Linked DNA regions of Homo sapiens: region 2 is linked to region 1. The links are chromatin loops, found by intact Hi-C in ENCODE. Cell type or tissue: heart right ventricle. All regions are shown on one strand. Each heading gives the region's core, and the rest is flanking DNA. Links, peaks and the distances in the headings are about the cores only. Region 1 has its middle 230 kb from the start of LINC00470. Region 2 overlaps LOC105371956 (a long non-coding RNA gene).

Region 1 (10,349 bases), core at 680-8,679:
ATGACCCAAAGAAGAAATCACATGGAAAACTAGGAAATATTTCAAACTGAGTAATAATGTAAGTATAATATATATAGGTATCTGGTTACTGCCACTGCATACAAACCACTTCAAAACTAAGTGGCATAAAAATAATCATTTTATTGTACTCATGGATTCTACGGTTCAAGAATTCAGACACATGGGGATGACATGTCTCTTCCACAATGTCTGGTCTTCAGCTGGGAAGACTGGAACAACTGGGGCAACTAATGACTGAGACTAGAATTGTTGGGTGGTATCTTTGGCCCCTAGGCTTAGGATGACCATAGGCTCAGCTCATTGAAGTCACTGAACAAAACATCCACAAACGGCCTCTCCACATAGCCTGAAATTTCTCATACTATAGAGGCTTCAAGGCAGCCAAACTTTCTTCATGGTCTTCCTGGGCTACAAAAGTGAGTGTCCCCTCTAAATATTGGTAAAGATAAGAACCAAATGAAGCTCTTTGCTGATGGAACAACTGCTGTATAAAACTGTCTGGCTTTTTTTTTAGTAAACATACATATGTACAGCAATATAGATAAACTTCAAAGACATTATATTAAATGAAAGAAGTTAAAGACAAAATAATATATGCACACATGATTCCATTTATATGAACAGGCAAAACCAATCTAGTGTAATGGAAGTCAGAAGAGCAGTACCTTATGTTGTGCCTCAAAGACAGCACAAAAGAACTTTCAATATTATTAAGTAAATAGAAATTATTACAGGTGTGATGATAGTATTGTGCTTATGTAGTCAAATCCCTTATGGTTGAAATATGCACGCAGCAAGTGTCATGATATCTATAAGTCACTTTCAAATAGCTCAGCAACATTTCAAATACCTCTGTATAAAGAGAGAATGAAAAATGACAGATGCATAAATAAATAAAATGAGATAAAGCAAGCACAGCAAAATGTTACTAATTAGTCAAACTCACTGGAAGTGTATATGAGTTTTCATATACAATTATTTTACCTTTTCTTTTTTCTTTTTTTTTTTTTTTTTTTTGAGACAGGGTCTCACCCTGTCACCCGGGCTGAAGTGCAATGGCGGGACCTCGGCTCACCGCAACCTCTGACTCCCAGGCTCAAGCGATTTTCCTGTCTCAGCCTCCCAAGTAGCTAGGACTACAGGTGCCTGTCACCACGCCCCAGCTAATTTTTGTATTTTTGGTAGAGATGAGGTTTCACCATGTTGGCCAGGCAGGTCTTGAACTCCTGACCTCAAATGATCCACCCACCACGGCCTCCCATAGTGCTGAGATTACAGGCATGAGCCACCGCGCCCAGCCTCACCATTTCTTTAGATTTGAAAATTTCAAAAGAAAAAACGGTTGTAAAGTACAGTAAGTAAATTCTGAGAGATTTGAAATTTATTAAGTAGAAAACATTTCCCGAGTAACTCTTATGTCAGATTTTTTTTTGATGGCTCAAATATCACTATTGTTTTATTATGTCCAGAAATCTTGCTAATTAATTTTTAAGAGTATTTTCTTTATTTCAAACAAGTTTAAATACTTTTAGAAATAAAAGTTTTAAAATAAATGAGAAAATAAAACTATATAACATCATTTTAAAGTTTTAATCCAAATTATAAGAAAGATAAACTAAACTGAGTAGAAAATCATGAAACTTGTGTTCAGACAGCTACAAATAATCTTAGCGAAATTATTGACACAAAAGTAAAACAAATTTCCCCACAGGAACAAAGACAGTAGCTAACAAAGTAGAAAGTCCAGACACAGCTCAGTGGTAGGAGTATATGTTTTTCTCCAACTTGTCTAACTTGAGGAATCTGGGCAGTATTTTCACTCACAAAACCAAGGCTGTCTATGGCAGTTTACTTTATTATCTAAAATGGCATAAAGTGCCAATAATATGGGCAATCTTGGCAGGGCGTGGTGGCTCACACCTGTAATTCCAGCACTTTGGGAGGCTAAGGCAGGCAGATCACGAGGTCTGGAGTTCAAGACCAGCCTGGCCAACATAGTGAAACCCCCTCTTGACTAAAAATACAAAAAATTAGCCAGGTGTGGTGGCGGGTGCCTGTAGTCGCAGCTACTCGGGAGGCTGAGGCAGGAGAATCGCTTGAACCTGGGAAGTGGAGGTTGAAGCAATCCCAGACGGTGCCACCGCACTCCAGCCCCCGTGACAGTGCGAGACTCCATCGCAAAAAACAAACAAACAAAAAAAGGGTAATCTTACATATAAGATGTAGCAAATACATTCTCCATTTAGATAAAAAGTATTTGGAAAAACTTAGGGAACAGTATGCCTCTGTTGCCTCTTGGAAGAATAAATTATCATCACCCTTTATTCATAAAAGCCACCAGAGAAATAGCCACTGTTTCTCATTATGATTCTCTTACCTTTAGTAGCCAAGTTTTAGAAGTGAATGGTTGTGAGAAAAATGGTACATAGTACAGGAATTCATTATGTACAAAGCTTAAAATTTAACCTGGAAGTAGAAATTATAATTTAGTTTTTTTGCAAATTATCTCATTTCATTAGATTTTTTTACTAGGAGGTGATTTTTGTGTCTTTTTTTTTTTTATATTGAATTTTCTTCTGATCTCCTATGGCACTGAAAAAGAAAAAGAAGAATCTATTGCCCATGATAAGGTGGATATTTAAAAGCCTCCCAGAAAATTTGAGGTAAAAGACTAGCTTATTTTGAAATAATAAGTAATGCCCACCAGGATAGCAGAAATGTGGCGTTCTTGGTTCTTTTCTGCCCATTCCTCTTCTCTGGGCAAAATATATCAGGCTATAAAGGATAGCATGGAGAAAAAAATAAATTTTAAAAGGAAGAAGAAATACAACAAAGACATAATATACAAATAGAATTAAGTTTGAGAAATATTCCATGCACAAGAAAAATTGAGGAAAATAAAATGCGAAACAAATTGAATTCATTTGATGAATTTGCTCCCAGCAAATTGGCAGCATTACAGAAAGCAATAAAAGAACATTTTGAGGTAATGGTTGAATTTAAAGCCCAAACACAGAAACACTGGCAATTTTTTGTTTCACAAATGCACATTTAATAACCAAATAATTATATTATTTCTCCATTAATTCAAATATTCATTTCTACTATATTTTTGTTTCTATGTTACCTATCAATGGAAATTGAGTTCTTTGGTTTTTCTTTTTGAAGATGTAAGATATCTTGTCACACCAAGAAAAACAGAGTAAAACGTTTGGGAGACATCATAAAAGAACTTACATTTTATTTTATTCATGCATAAAGAAAGGAATCTAAATTCAGAATCACCTTTAAAATTCTGTAATCCTACTTTATAGTCAGCTCTAGGCAGAGTGGAGTATGAATAAGATGAACAATGACTTCTGATATGTTTTGGGGGAGAAAAATCAAGCTCACAGAGGAATTGAGGAACAAGGGAACTAATTCTGAATGTCAGAGCCGAGCCAAATTATTATGCCCCATAGTCTTTGATTAGTACCTTTAAGAGTATAGATGTGCATATTGTTTTGGCTTCCTTAGAAAGGTCTTCCTCATTATTATTTGAATATAATTAGAAAATCCAGCAATGAGAAGAGAAAACCTTAATTAAAAATTGCACTTAAGGCATATAAAATTCTAAATGCCATCTCTGGTTTATTTTGTGTCAATCTATCTGAAACATCAGAATTACAGTATTGTGCCTCTTAAACAGAAGTAATCAACTATTTTGGTTAAAAAAGGGTATTATTAACTGAAAAAGACAATTAGGAACTGAAAGTAATATTAATAGATACACATAATAATGCACCTTATTTCAAATGTAAATTTATGTAGAGCATTTAAACAGTGTTCATTTTTAAAAGACCCTATAATAATGCTCATAATTGTATTGCATTACTTATGTCATTAGAGGAATTCTATTCTGACTCATAAAAGCCAAAACTGTCATAACCTGTCAAAGCACCTTCATATATGAACCATACTGCAAATTTCAGATCAAAAAATTACATTTTAATATAAACCATACTTATTTATGTATCATATAGAAAATAAGAAAATATCAAAATTGATATATGGCCTGTCTCTTCAAATAAAAGGGCTACAGAAGAAAAGCATATATCCAAAAGCATACTGTCTAGAATTTAAACTTCAAATGGCATTATAAAAATATTGTCCTCAGTTTAATTTTCATCTGAACATCTACCAATCACTTTTTACAGTTTACATCTGAGACAAATTTCAATACACTACTAACGCGTAAGCTTTAACATTCTGAATTAAGGTTTGATACACTGCCACCTAGTGATAATTTGAAGAAAATTCAAATGTATTGATGTAGTGCTGAAGGCTCAATCCCGCACTTAACTTGACGGAACATTGGGCAGGAACTTACCACGCACTCATTTATCTGGCCGAAAAGCAAGCTGGTTAAAGGTAATAACAGAAGAGTAGATGGTAGTTCAAATCTCTGCTCCATTTATGTCGTGACCTTGGGAAAGTTATTCTATATCTTTAGCTAAGCCTTGGTTTACAATTCTGGAAAGTGGAAATTATTATATAATTACCTCAAATAATAAATTATTTAAGGTTAAATTACTTTATTCAAATTCATTTAAGAAATGAACGCGATGAGGGTATATTGCTGATCATAGCCCGTGCCATATCACAAACCCTTTTAGTAGTCATACAATTATTTGGCAAAACTTTTTTCTAAGTGCTTGCATGACCAAACTCAATTATAATTTTCCAAAATACTGCTAAAGGTATTCTTGCTCCTTCAGCAAAAACAAAAAGTAGCTGATTTACCATGGAAGAAGTGATATTTACAGTTGTTGCTTCAAAATGTAAAAACACATGAAAATTCTAAGTTTGGATTTTATTTCTACCATTTAATAGTTCCATAAGCCAATCAAAATACAGTCTCGACTTAAATCCCTACATGTACTTTCTTCTAAGTTAGCAGCTGTGATAATGTCTTATATTCATTTTTATACACCAAATACATATAGTGCCTGCACATAATAGATGTCCAACAAATATTTTTGTAAGATCTGAGCATACTATCAACATACTATGCTTAGTTCAATGGGCATTAAGTTCCTGTTATAATTCAGTAACTGACATAGTCATTACTAAAAAGATGAATGAAAAAACCATTCCAAATTAGTAAAAGATAGAGCCATACAACTAACAAGAATACAAGTGAGAAGTATATGAAAATTACATCAGATTTATAAACAAAGAAACAATTTTTATCTGAGGGGCTTAGAAAAAGTATACAGAAGGAGGCAAAATAACAATGTAAAAAAATAAAGGAAAGCACTCTGTTTCTTTGCTAGACATTTTCCCCCTTGTATTCATTAGCGATTTGTATGGTTCATTTGGCAAAAGTAGGGAAGAAGAAAGTGAATTTGCATAAGCACAATTAATGACTTCTTAAAAATTCAGCAGAATTGCAATTAAATCTGAGTGGATTCCAGTTCCAAAATGTCCTTCTCTTACAGTAAAAAACAGTAAAAAACTACCTGAAAAGTTTTCACCATAAAACTGTGCCTCACGCTTTTACATTTTTAAAGGAATATTTAAATCTTATATGGTTAAGATCAGATACATTTTTTATCAAAGAACAGGGCAACTGCTTTTGTATTACCATGCCTAGCACCATGAAATAAAGAGGCAAAGGCAGCCTGAAAAACCTTCTCTTTTTCTACCATATTTATGAAGAGGCCAGTGCCCCTGAGTCAATAGATCTGGCCATAAATGGATTTTGATAGTAGAGAGAGGACAGTAGACAAGGAGACAGATGAGGAAAGAGTCTAAATATGTCAGTGAAATTCTCACCATAGCCAAAAAATATCAAGTGGCTGTCAGAGTACATCTTGATTGATGTTATTAAAACCTAGTTGAATCAATAAAAATTGCTTTCAGGTCACAGTGTGGCTCCCAATTCTACAATTCTACTCTTAGACTTGATGTGCTATAAATTGTATCTAAGTTGAACTTTACTAATTCTTCTTAGATGTTCTGTGATATATAGTGCAAAATTGTTCCTGAAGGAGAAACACCAACAAGCAGCATGATATGCAGCCTTTTCAACAGTGCCTGCTGCAAGGCAAAGGAGAGCAGACAGTAATCCTTCATATACTCTAGAAAACATTCTTTTGCCAATAATCAAATTAGTGATTACCCAAATACGGACAATTCAATAGAAGATACATATTAGGAGGTGTCCATTATGTATAAAAATGCACAAAGTTGTTGTGGGAGCTAAGAACATGTAATATGCATATATCATAATTTCCGGTTAACTTGAATGATCAGAGAGAAAATATAATAATATAGAAGGCAATGCAAGGGAACAATATAAGGAAACCAATGAGAAAATAGTGACTTTTCTAGGCATTAACTGAGGACATTTGCAAAAGAGCAACAGACATGACCAATGAGGGGAGATAAGAGTCATGCTTTTCTCATTCACTTGTTTAACACAAATGTATTGTCTACTTCTTGCCAGGTAGGCATTGTTGTGGGCTCCGGAGATATGGTAGGGAGCACAGCCAAGGAGTTTACATTTTGACAAGAACAGATAAAAATGTAAAATGAAAATTATGGAAAGGACAACTTTATGATGTGAGGAGCACTAAGGAAAAAATAAGTAGAGTGAAATGGCCAAGCATGATGTGCAGGGAGGACTAATAGCAATGCAGAATCAAGGAAGCACTCTCCAAGGAGTTGGTGGTTATGTTGAGTCCTGCCCAGTGGATGGCTCCAGTCCCACGACAACCCTGGGGAAGAGTATTTCAACCAGAGGAAGGTGGTCAATAGATGGCCATTCCTGAAGCAGGTCGATGCTTTCCAGAAGCCTGAAGCTGGAGCTGAAGCACACGTGTCATGAGATTGGGTCCAAGAGGCAGAAGCTAGAGCATGTTGAACCTTCAAGGCCATGTTGAGGTATATGGGTTTTATTCTACGTGAAATGAAGAGTTTTAAGAAAGGGGGAAACTGATCACAGTATAAAAATTGAAAAAGAATTTTGGAAATGGATTATGGTGAGCCTGAAACGACGAGTTGAAAGGTTGAGGACTTACTTGTGAACAATGAGCATCTGAGGACAGAACAAGGAGTTTCCACAAGCAGAACTATGGGAAGATGGATATGATACATATATAAAGCAGGAATACCATATCAAATAAACAAAAACAAAGCAAAAACCGCACTTATTTGGTGTATATGCCCCAGTGGCAAATGAGATGGGGGGTCTTCATTATTTCACCCCAGCCAAAACTACGTGTCATCTGGAACATTCATCAAATGTCCTTGTGTCCTACTGAAATTCTTCCCTCAACCTAAAGTCCCCATGACTTTAGATTACATATGAGCTTTTGCTCATTCTTTAAGAATGAGTTTAAATGTGACCTTTTCTGTGAAGTCTTTCCTTGTGGTTCAACACTGCTCAGAGCTTACAGAATTTTCTCCCTGCTTCTATAAGCTTTGAATGTATCTCTCTTACATCAATTTCATATTGCATTCTAACGTTGGGTTTACATCTTTTCCCTGTAGATTTTGCTCTTTAAAGATATATGTGGTCACGTTCACTTTAATACCATCAGTGCCTAATGCAGTGCCTCCCTCATAGGAGGACCTCAGAGAATGTCTGTTGGAAGAATGAGTCTCAACAGATCAAGCATCAGGGGATGAGGTCCAATGACACAGGGAAGGAGCAAACCACTCCCTTCTCACCTAACATGAACCCTACAGAATGCTCTGTGTGTAGCAGACAAATGTCCTCTAACCAGTAACAACGGTATTATTGGTTGAGTTATTGCCATAAGCTAATCATCTGGGAGTGTGTGCAGTTATTATTTTAAGCTTATGGTTAACCATTAGAAGAAACCTGCCTCATAAAATCCTATAGCTACATGTTACATAACAAATTCTTTGAAACAGATTTGTAACCATGGTGACATTTTACTTTCCTGTGCTTGTGGAAGATATTCTACAGTACAGACAATGCTCCAACAATACGTATAAATATTAATTGACATTAGATACTTGACAGAAGTTTATTTCACTTGTTAAATGATAAACAGTGGATGATACTCTTTGTGTAAAAAACTGAAAAAAATTATCTTTTTTCCAATGTGAATAGGATTATTTTGGTAGGCAGAATTATAAGATAGCCCAAAATTCTCTCTCCATAAAATATATGCCAACCTTGGAGTGTTCACTCTGAATTTTATGGGTGAGCTCTCCGTTGATCATGTGACATTATATGGCAAAAGTGAAAGGATTTTGCAAATGTAATCAAGTTCCCAGATCAGTTGATGTTGTGTTAATCAAAAGAGAGATTATCTTGATTGGGCTTGACCCAATCAGGTGAGCCCTTTAAAAGAGGGTCTATAGGTCAGAAATGAAAGAAATAGCCAAGATGCTTGTTTCTTGCCCTTGAAAAAAGCAAACTATAGCTGGCTGAAGATAGGTCACATGGCAGGGAAGAGTACACAATCTTTTGGGGGTGAGGACTTCAGTCCTATACCCACGAGACTAATTTTTTTGATCAAGCAGTGACTGTGGAAGAAGACCTCAAAACTCATGATACTGCACTTCCAGCCCACACTTAGATTGCAATTCTGTGAGACCTTGAGCAAATGACTCAGAACCTGTGCCTAGACTTCTAACTCACAGAAAATGTATGTTGTCTGAAGCAGCTAAGCTTATCATTTATTATGTAGCAGTAGAAAACTAATGCATTTATAGTTTTGAGTAATGCCAGTTTGGAACAGAGTAGCAAAATAGCATTATTGAACTCTGAAACAGGTCCTTTTAGCAACAGCTACAAGAATGCACTTTCTACATATGCAGAGTCAGGAAAGGTCATAACAGTGCTAGGAATCTTGCTTTTCAACTCACTTATTTGATAATTGCAGAAACTGAATCTCAGGGAGAGTAAATAATTTGCGTTTGGGTAGCATAGCTATTAGCTGGAGAATAAACACAGATTTTAGGGGAGAATACCATTATGGATATGGAAGCATAGGCAGCAGTAAAACCAAGTAGAAGGGGACTCAGCATCAGAAAGGAATAGCAATAGAATCTACACACCAAAACTGCTAAAATTCGGAATAGAATTAGCCCCGGAAGAACTTGTGCCAATATTTTAGGGCCTATTTTTGGAAGCACTGGAATATATTCAAGCGGCCAAATGACAGCATCAAACATTGAGGAGTAAGACACTGATCTTTTTACCAGAACTGCAATATAAACTGCGAGCTTCGTCATACAACAAAAGACTGATTGCTAGGACTGAAGCACAAATTCAGTGAAAAGTAAGCACTGAATTGAATGACAAACTTTGGATAGGGATTTTTAGGAATCCTCATGCTTAGGACCTGTTTAGCCCCGAAAGAGGGGAGCAGGACTGAACAAATCAGGTAAGAGGTCTTAGCAGTGAGATTAGGAAGCTGCATGACCCAAAGATGGACTGCATATCTCCCTCCCTTCCCCATCCCCAGTGTGTCTTTGGCAAGCGGCAAAATGGCCTGCCTATGAAGGAATCACCCTTATAAACTAATAAATATCTTCATTTTTTTTCATCCTCCTACATACCTCTGGAATTTTATCTTTCTTTTTATTAAAAAGAAGAGGGGGATCACTTTTGGGCAGAGGGCTCATTCAATGAACATTAATTAGAACACAGCAGGGTTGTCACAGAGTACATAATGTTCTTTGCCCTGGAACATTGGCTGTTTATGACTCACTTCTCTGGGGGGTACTTCCTTTGATCCCACTGGGTAGCAGACTAAAGAGGTCTCTAATTATATTTTGGGCTAAAATTAAACTTTGTTTTAATCTCTAATTTACAAAAGAATTTTTCCTTCACAGGAGGTTTACATAAGAGGTGAGGTTTCCTGGAGCTCTAAATTACCTTTCTCCTGCCCATCACAGAAATGGTTTGCATTTTCAACATACCTTTAATGATTTCAAACAAACCAAGGTTAACAGATACTAAATTCTTGCTTACATTAGTACCTGAGTATACCCTTAGGTGTAACTTGAATATAGCCTAAGTTACATATCCTCACACTTGTTTGGGCATTGCTCTGACCCAAACTCTGATAAAGCATAATTTTTCATGTTCATTACCATGGGGCTGTTGTTGCATGTTTCACAACCTGTACAAGAGAAGTGCTTCATTTTTTTTTTCCTGCCTTCTGTTCTATTCCTACTTGGAAAAGAATGAATATTTAAGCAACATTAAATAAATAAATAAAAGCATGAATGAGGTATTATTACTGGGAACCATACAATTCCATGTGTAGGGATGGTTTTTAGCAGCAAAAAGGCATAGGTGG
Region 2 (10,349 bases), core at 1,401-9,400, 500 kb before region 1:
CAAGAAGGTTGGAACTGCATCTGATTTCTCAACATGTATATCTTGCACCAGAGGACAGCAAGGCCATAGTTTAAAAAATCTGAAGGAAGATTATTTTAACCTAGAATTCTATGCCCAGCCAATCTTACAATCAAGTGCACAATAGGTTAGCAACATTTCCAGATGGTCAAAGGCTCAGAAAGTTACCTACCATACTTCCTAAGTCCTAAGTCTTACGTAAGAAATTACTTAAAGATGAACTAGAGTGAAATGAGGAGCAAAGCAAGCCAGAACAACAGATGGCAATGAGGAAACAGTTGATCCTGCTCAGGAGAGGAATGAAGCAAGTTCCTGTGATGACAGCTGGGCAGTCAGCCTGAGAGCCATTGGTTCAGGCTTGAGCAAGGAGAGAGAGGACCAGAAAGGAGGAAAACTGAGAGAGTTTCAAGAAATTTGGTAATGTTCTTGAGGGAGTAGTTATGTTAAGGCAGACTACATAAGGAAAAAGAAATGGCAGTTAGTAAAAACAGGAAAAACATATTGAGTCCTCAATTGGACCAAGGGCAACACTGGATCATTGTTTCTGTCTCTTCTCTCTTGATTATGTTATCAGCTTCTATGTGATTCATTAACTGAAATAAACTTCTCCAGTTCCTCCCTTCTGTGCACTGGGATTGAGGGGAGAGTGAATTGTTCATGTTCTCTGTCACTAAGCCTAGAATAGTTGCACTGACTCTCACGCAGAGACAGGCCACAGTCAGTGGAGCAGTGCAGCAGTGCAGCAGCCTCCAACAGCCTTAGAGATGAGACTCAGCAAAACTGACTGTATTCATCATTCAACATTCACTGTTGATAAAGACATACCCGAGACTGGGTAATTTGTAAAGAAAAAGAGGCTTAACGGACTCACAGTTCTACACGGCTGGAGAGGCCTCACAATCTTGGTGGAAGGCAAAAGGCACTTCTTAACATGGTGGCGGCAAAAGAGAATGAGAGCCAAGCAAAAGTGGAAACCCCTTGTTAAACCATCAGATATCGTGAGACTTCTTCACTTTCAGGGCAACAGTATGGGGAACCCTTCCCGTGATTCAATTATCTTCCACTGGGTCCCTCTCACAACATGTGGGAATTATGGGAGCTACAATTCAAGATGACATTTGGGTGGGGACACAGCCAAACCATATCACTGATGGAATGGTGAAGAGAACTAGCCATTAGCAAGATGACAAACTGGTTAGTGCTGTCGTTCAGGAGAAAGCAACTTTTCTGACTCATGCCAGACAACTGTGTTTATTGCAAAGGGCAGAATCCTTCATCACAACTGACAGAGGCCTTGCTTTTGATACCTATTTTCCATGTGCCTGTGTCTGGATAGGACATTGTGTCTCAGGCTACCAAGGAACACTTTCATTTTCACACTATGATGTTGTTAGCATCATGCATTACTTTGAAATTGTAGTTTGGTTAAATTGTTCTTAAGCTCAGAAATTGGGACCATGCGTGTCAGTGTATTTGGGCTTTAAATAATGATAAAGTATTTTGGCTGGGCGTGGTGGCTCACACCAGTTATCCCAGCACCTTGGGAGGCCAAGGCAGGTGGATCAAAGGGAGGTCAGGAGTTCAAGACCAGCTTGCCCAACATGGTGAAACCTGATCTCTACTAAAAAAAAATACAAAAATTAGCCAGGCATGGTGGTGCATGCCTAGAGTCTCAGCTACTCAGGAGGCTCATGCAGGAGAATCGCTTGAACCCAGGAGGTGGAGGTTGCAGTGAGCTGTGATGTTGCCACTGCACTTCAGCCTGGGCAATAGAACAAGACTCTGTCTTAAAAAAATAATAATAATAAAAATAATGATAAGGTATTTTTTATATAAATAAGAAGTAATCATTCTATTAAAGAACACATTTAATATAGGATGCCAAAAGTATTAATAGCAATTTCCACATTGGAACACCTTAGGTCCTAATGATGACTTATCCATTACTAGGGAATCAGTAATACATGATCTATTTGCACTCAGGAAGGTTCAGGAAAGAAGGCTAGATGTACATAATCTGGGAATGTTCATTAACATTTCCCTCATTATTGCCTCATAAATTATTTTATCAGATAACAGTAGTTTCTCTCAGAAACTGGTTTCAACTCTTTATTTCAAACTTCCAAAGAAAAATGATGTAATAGTTCCTATGAATTATATCAGCTGTGATCTTGAGAAGGCTACTTGAAATATGAAAGAAGAACTTTAGCTGATTAGTTCATGAAGAATCAATTGGTTTATCTATTTTCTCCCTTTAAAGGATTTTTGTTACTTCTACCTGGTGCAGCTTGATAATTAATTTGGAATTATCTTTAAAGAATTGAGAAGAGATGAATGTTTCAAATCTAAGTGAAAATGAGTAAGAGATAATTTTCTCTGAGAGAAAGAACACTGGTATATTACCTGATAGCCTCATTACTAGAGAAACCTGATTATTGATATAAGTAATGATAATCTTATTTACAAAATGATTTTTTATTAACAAAACCAACACAAATAAAAAACAGGGGAATAAATGGCCACATATAAATCGAAAGCACACAAGAACAAGCAAGCTATAAACCTTGTCCAACAGAAAATCAATAGCAGTGATTTTTATTTTAGGTCAGCGGCCTATCAATTATAAAGGGATGGGAGATCACATTTAGTCATTATTTAGCCAGGGACAGAAAGAGTAAACTGAACCATATATTTCTATATTTCTTCATAGAAGCTTGATTTTTGTAGGAGAGAAGGGTTCCTATTGAAATGACAATTCTGCACATGCGAAATGTGTGGTATTTTTGTGCCTTCTTAATGCAATGAATGCAACAGAGACCAAATTAGAGGCAAATGAAGTGAAGTGGAGGTCAGAATGTACAGGACCCAGGATACATGGTTGATGAGAAGAGAAGAGATTTGGAGGGATGACTTACGGCCTTTAAAAACATCAATTTAGAGTTTTCTCACTTAAAGAGGGAAATATAGACATATGATAAACTGCAAGCTGCCTTTGGGACTGAGATCACCATTTACCTAATCTACTATTAATCTGGCTCTGTTCATACACTGACTTTAATCGTAACTCCATTAAGTTCCATTTTAAGAATCAGATGCTCACTGTTTCTGATATAAAACTAAGTAATTTATAGTCTGAAACCCATCAGATTACTTTCAATTGAAGCTTGGTTTTACATTTACCTGGCATGAACAATGTAATGTTTAAAATATGCAACTGGCCAGGTGTGGTGGCTCACGTCTATAATCCCAGCACTTTGGAAGGCCGAAGCAGGCGGATCACGAGGTCAGGAGTTCGAGACCAGCCTGACCAACATCGTGAAACCCCATCTCTACTAAAAATACAAAAATTAGCTAGGGGTGGTGGCACGTGCCTGTAATCCCAGCTACTCAGGAGGCTGAGGCAGGAGAATTGCTTGAACCTGGGAGGCAGAGGTTGCAGTGAGCCGAGATGGTGCCACTACACTCCAGCCTGAGTGACAGAGTGAGACTCCATCTAAAAAACAACAACAACAACAAAATTATGCAACCAGTTTATGTCCAAAAATGGCTATCATTAAAGTACTAAGATTTCTCAAAATAAAGTGGTGATATTTTTTGGTGTTTAATAGCAATTCACATGATTTTATCAAAATAGTATTTAAGTCAAAATGTTGGTGCTAGAAGTGATTTTAAAAATCCTAATCAGGCCGGGCGCGGTGGCTCACTCCTGTAGTCCCAGCACTTTGGGAGACTGAGGTGGGTGGATCACGAGGTCAGGAGATCAAGGCCATCCTGTCCAACATAGTGAAACCTCATCTCTACTAAAAATAAAAAAAAAATTAGCTGGATATGGTGGCTCGTGCCTGTAATCCGAGCTACTCGAGAGGTTGAGGCACTAGAATCGCTTTAGCCCAGGAGGTGGAGGTTGCAATGAGCCGAGATTGTACCACCGCACTCCAGCCTGGCAACAGAGTGAGACCCCGTCTCAAAAAAAAAAAAAAAAAAAAAAAAGAAAAAGAAAGAAAAATCCTAATCAATCAATCTTCTAGCTATTTCATATTTCATGAACAACAACTTGTGAAATCAAATGGATGGCTTTTTAGTTTTGCAATTATATTTTCTTCTTTTTACAACTCACTGCTCCTTTTGTGTGCTTTAAATAGAGTTTTCTATTCATCATTGAATCAGATACCGTTGGCTTCATACCCAGCATCCAATTCCTTCTTTCTTGTTGACAATAAAATCCTGATTTCTCTAGACATCGGCTCCTCAGGGAGGAATCCTATCTCTAGGTCAAAGGGACCTTTATTTTTCTAGTGACGGTCATCCTGTCTTCTTGCCATTAGTTGGTATAGAAGTAGGCAGAGGATCTAATTTTGACCGATGAAGTATGAAGAGATGTCCTACTGAAGCTTTCTAGGAAAGATTTCCTTGTGGGATTCAAGAAATATATCCAGGGGTGTAACAAAGTACATTATCCCCATAATGATAGTTGTGCAGCTGGACCAGAAAGCAACTGGTTTAAATTTGAGGAAGCAGATGAAGGCCCATAGGGGAGAAAACTAAGAGAAAGGGTTTGAAAGAATTTGTTAATGTCCTTGAGAGGTTGGCTATGTGAAGGCAAATAATAGAAGAGAGAAAGGCAATGCAAAAGTACTTGAAAAATGTACTCTGTATGTAATGAGCTCAAGGACATCGCTGAATATCACTTTTGAATTGCTTCCTTCTTGATTAAGTTGTCAACTTCTATGTGACCTATTCATTGAAGTAAAGCTCTCTAGCTCCTCACCGGTTCTGACTCATTTTGCTCTGAGACATTCAAAGAGCAGATCTGCTTTTCTGCTATTGCTCTGAGGCCAGAAACAGCTGTGACCATCTTGGTGGTTTTCTGATGCCTAAGTCAATGTGGGGCAGCAGGGGCAGGAGAACCACAGGGAGGCAGAGGTGAGCCATGTGCCTGCTCCTCGGTCTGCTCTTCCTTCAGGTTCACTGTCATGTGAGGTTAACTGTCACCTTATCATTTATTCCAGTTTGAGTCTGGGCTTACTGTTACTTTCAGCAAACGGACCCATTCACAAAATCAAACCTTCATTGGAACTTTACAGACCATGTTAATATACTTCCCGGATGGGATAATGAAAGACATACAACCATTTAGGCATATGTTGGTGCCATCTCCTTTATTCCTGTTCCTCATAGCTTTGGGGCTAGATGGAAATAGGGATCCTTTCTCTGTTGCAACAGCGTTTTATGAGCCTCTCTCCTCAACATAAATAAACTTTTTCTTGCATCACGTCGTCGTGGGGCCCAGACCTCGGATCTCTTATTTTCATACTCTACCTCTACTTTCCAGATAATTTCATCAAACTTCATGCTTTTAAATACCAACAAAACACTGACAACTTCTAAATTTACAACTCTAATCTGGAGCTCTTCTCTGAACTCCAGAATCCTGCCTCCTAGGATCAACAGATTTTTTTGACATCTCCATTCGGATATCTAACAGGAAGCTCAAATTTAGTAAGTCCAAATACACATTCGGGCTCCCTCAAATGTACTGCCTCCTCCCCATAGCCAAAGAAGTTTGTTCTGCCATAACATTCTTTTCAGTTACCAGCACTATCTTCCCAGATGCTCACGTCGAAAAACTTTGAGCCGTTGTTTTTGACTGATATATTTCTCTTATACCTCACATCTGATTCACCAACACATCCTGTTGGCTCTATCTTCAAAGTATACCTGGACCCAGACCTCTTCTAATAACTTGCATATTACAGCACTTGATACTGGTCTGCTTTCTCTTTTAAGTGCCAATGGCCCCATGTTCCCCTCTCTAATGCCATCTTCACTACTCTCCCTTCTCACTGCAGCCCAGCTTTGTTGCATTCCTTGCTATTCCCCATACAGGAAACAGCAGGAAGTCTTCCATCTCCACTTCCAGGGCATTTCACACACCCTCTTCTCTTTGCCTGTAGCTATCTCCCTATCCCCAGCGATGCTCTTGCTCTCTAACTTCCTGCAGGCATTTGCTCAAATGTGAACAAGAAGTGAGGCTTTCCTTGACTCTCTTTTTGAGATTAGATTGTCTTTTCATCCTCAGACTCTCTATCTCTCTGGTCTGTATGATTTTACTTCTTAACACTTACCACCATCTGGCATACTATATATTTTATAAATATGTCATTGTATGTTTCCCCCTCCAGCATGTAAGCTTCATGAGGGCAAGGATTTTTGTGTGTTTTGTTCATTACTGTATTTTCATTGCCTAGAGTATGATTGGGCACATTGTAGGCACTCAATAAATACTATGTTTAAAAGTAATGCTTAATTAATGAAAAAAAATCCCTGTTTCTTGATGATAACTATCAATCTGACAAGTGTGTTCTTTCTAGTAGGTGCCAATGATAATGTACTAAGATTTTAGTCAAGAGATATGCCTTAATCTACTAAATATTCCATTTAAACATGGGCTCTTTGAAGAGAGTATCTTAACAAAAAACAATGAATTTAATAGTGCATAATTTAGTAATTGTGAGAAGGCAAGCTTGCCCTAAACCTTTGTATCTGTTAACATTCTTTCAGTTTTAATAGAAACCCAACTCATATTTAAAAATAAAAAAAAGTATTCTCTAACTTAATGGAATATTTGGATATGAGGTATTGGTCAGGATTTCCATGATTTGGGCTTCATTTCTCTTTTTCAGGAGTCTTGGTGTTTATACTTCTCTGTATGTTGGCTTCATCCTGAGGCTGGTAAGATGTCTGTAGATATATGGCCTCATATCCATGCTTGGCAGTGTTCAAGCAAAGGGAGGGGAGGTTGTTTTAGAAAAATTTCTCAGAAGAGTTAGGAAGAATTTTCCTAGACGCTTCCAGTAAACCACTCCCCTATACCATTTGCTCGGTGTAAGTCATGTAACCATTCCTGAAGAAATTACTGGCAAGAGGTTTGAGGTCACCTATAGTTGTCAAGTCCACCCCTAAAGCTGAGGTAGACTTCGCTTGAGATGTATGGGGTTTCTGGGAAAAAGAGTGGGTTTAACAGCTATTAACAATTTTGGTTCTACGAGGAAGGAGAAAGAAGAGGTTAACCGAGTGTAGGCTGTAGCTTTTATATCTTAGGGACCAATTATTTCTATTATTTCTATTCTATCCAGCTTTAGGAATAAGTTTATTAACTTCAACATAAGAGCCATAAAGAGTTTGCTTCTTTAGTCTTTCTCTAGAAATTCAGCTAAATTGATGCTGCCTATGTGGGTGAAGAATTTAACTGTTTGTCTTCTAAATGAACTCAATGTCACCTAGAAGGAAAACAAAAACTTTATTGTGTTTTTTTCTTAAATATCTTCAAGTGTTTTGAATTTTTTAGCTAGTGCTTTGTGAGGCATGAAATAAATTTATTAGTTCCTAACATTATACATACATTTTAATATATGCTATTGATATATTTTAGATTTATTAGAAAAATGCATGTATTTATTAAGGTTATGAAATGAAAGTGAGATAAATGTTTGTCTTATCCTGAAGACGCGGTGTACTCCTTTTAAAAGAGTATATTGAAAATATATACTTGGATCAGTTTGGGGACAATTAAAATAACAGAAATCTCCTTTGTATCTTAAAATATAGGTCATAAGAATAATTTATTAGCATATATAACTTGAGTTCTCATTATAAATTCAAAACCAGATCCACGTTCAATGGAAATATTCCAAATATTTATAAATCAGTCGCAGTCTCAAGGGCTCCCATTCAGCATTTTTTTAGTGATGCATTTTTTTTGGAGGTAAAGTTTACATAACATATAATTAAACATTTTAAACCATACAGTTCAGTGGTATTTAGTACTTCTACATTTCTGTAGTCATCATCTCTATCTAGTTCCAAGTAATTTTTATCATCCCCAAAGGAAACCCTTTACCCATGAAGCAGTCACACCCCATCTACCCCCACCTCAATCCCTAGAAATCACTAATATGTTTCTGTCTCTATGGATTTACCTATTCTGAATATTTTACCTAAAGGAAATCATACAATATGTGACATTTGTGTCTAGCTTCTTTCTCTTAGTATAATGTTTTTGAGATTCATTTCTGTTGTAGTATTTATCAGTACTTCACTCATTTTATGGCTGCATATTTCATTGTATAGATAGAGCATGTTTTGTTTCTCCATTCTTCTGTTTATGGACATTTGTGTTGTTTCTATCTTTTGGCTGTTGCAAATAATGCTGCAGTTTTTGTTTGAATATCTGTTTTTAATTCTTTTGGGCTGATATTGGGGTGAAATTGCTGGGTCATATGGTCATTGCATGTTTAACTTTTTGAGGAACTATCAAACCATTTTCTACAGTGGCTGCACCATTTTGCACTCCTACCAACAATGTACAAGGGCTCCAATTTCTCCACGTCCTTGTCAAAACTTGTAGTTAAAAAAAAATATCCATTCTAGTGGATGTAAAATGAGATCTCATTGTGGTTTTGATTTGTATTTCCCTAATGACTAATGATATTGAGCATCATTTTTATGTACTTGGCCATTTGTATATCTTTTTTTGGAGAAATGTCTATTTAAGACCATTACCCATTTTTTAATTGGCTTGTCTTTTCACAGTTGAGTTGTACCATTCCTTATCCTGAATAATAGACCCTATTCAGATACAGTTTAGTCTCATTATTTGTAGATTCCGTATTTGTGAATTTGCTTACATATTAAAATTATTTGTAGCTCCAAATCAGTATTTGCAATGTTTTTGTGGCCATTCAAAGACGTGCACGATAGTGAAAAATTTAATTGCCGGAGGTACATGTTCCCAGCCGAGGTTGATTTAGGCATTGCTCCACCTTCTTGTTTTAGCTGTCATACAGAGGTGACCAGAAGATGGAGACAGTAGGGACAATGTGATGATAATATATGATATATATTTCCCTAGGGGGAAATATATATGTACATTGTATATATATATATATATAATATACATATATATGTTAAATGATGGATACATGCATCCTATCACTTTATATATATGGGATATATCCATCACTTAATATATATATGTTTAATATATGTATTTTCCTAAGGGCAGTGTTTCAGTTTTTGCTAATTTAGTGTTTGTTTTATAAATTTAAAAAATTATTTGTTTTATTTTATTTTTAATTGACAAATAATAATTGTATATGTTTATGGGGTACAATGTGATGTCTTGATACATGTAAACCTTGTGGAATGATCGGATCATTCTAATTAGTATATCCGTCACTTCAAATATGTATCACTTATTTGTGATGAAAACATGTAAATTTCTCTTTTAGCTATTTTAAAATATTTAATACATTATAATTAACTATAGTCACCATTTGTGCAATATAACACCAGCACTTATTCCTTTTATTTGTAAACCAAAAAGTACCTGAGACTGGTCTCAATTAATTTAGACATTTATTTTGCCATGGATAAGGATGCATGCCTGGGAGAGAGGACTATGCCTTTTTCCAAAGATGATTTTGAACGCTTCAATATTTAAAGGGAAAAGGGTGGATGTTGAGGAAAGAGGAAAATATTTTTAAAAGGTGTAGGTAGATAAGATGCAAATGGTTGCTTTCTTTTTGAGTCTTTGATCAGTCCTTCTTATGTGAGAGGGCAGGAAGAGGAAAAGTCACTTATGCATTTATCTAGCTCAGTGAGTCTGCATTTCTACATAAGGTAAAATAAACATAGGGCAGAAGAAGTAATCACATAATGCATTTGTCTCAGGTGAGCAGAGGGATGACTTTGAGTTCTGTCCTTTGTCCTGTACCTGTGAAGATAAGCTATCAATTTACACCATCAGGGTGAAATTCAACGGAACTATTAGGGTAAAGATTTTGATGCCTACAAGGAATTTCCTAATGGGCAACTTGTGAGGGAGGTATGTGGCTCTTTAAAATCTTTGTAGTTATCTTATTTAGGAATAAAATGGAAGACAGGTTTGCCTGATGCAGTTCTCAGCTTGACTTTTCCCTTTGGCTTAGTGATTTATGGGTCCCAGGATTTATTTTCCTTTCACATATCTAAATGAAACGTTGTACCCATTGACCAACAACTCCCCTTTTCCCATTCAACCCTACCCCCATCCTCTGGTAACCACCATTCTACTCTCTATACTTCTATGGGTTTCATTTCTTTAGATTTCATGTATGACCCTTGTCTCTTTGGGCCTGGATTAGGTTATTTCAGTTAGTGTAATGTCTTCTAGGTTTATTGGAGGACATTATATTAAGGATGTTACACATGTCCTTAACCTTGGCAAAATAAACCTCTACATTGATTGAGATCTGTCTCAGATACTTTTTGGTTTACCAATAAGAGGAGTA

What was found. A loop is a pair of places that touch in the nucleus more often than their neighbours do. Peaks named below come from ENCODE experiments on the same cell type or tissue, not always from the same donor. Only the 100,000 strongest peaks of a DNase experiment are listed, where the experiment ranks them.
Region 2: a loop joins it to region 1, with 4 times the contacts of the local background. A loop is called at or near these places in 15 of 110 quality-filtered maps.

What each region holds. Positions count from the first base shown.
Region 1 is chr18:1,580,031-1,590,379 of GRCh38, reverse strand. No RefSeq gene overlaps it. Among named protein-coding and RNA genes, the nearest start is that of LINC00470, 230 kb to the right of the region's middle. In heart right ventricle, for the core only: a CTCF peak has its summit at 4,308 (motif pointing left); no DNase peak of the experiment used is centred there; H3K27me3 peaks cover 431 bases.
Region 2 is chr18:2,078,442-2,088,790 of GRCh38, reverse strand. The region is part of intron 2 of LOC105371956 (a long non-coding RNA gene); the gene reads left to right. Among named protein-coding and RNA genes, the nearest start is that of METTL4, 490 kb to the left of the region's middle. RefSeq lists an enhancer at 5,660-6,161. In heart right ventricle, for the core only: a CTCF peak has its summit at 4,914; no DNase peak of the experiment used is centred there; H3K27ac peaks cover 433 bases.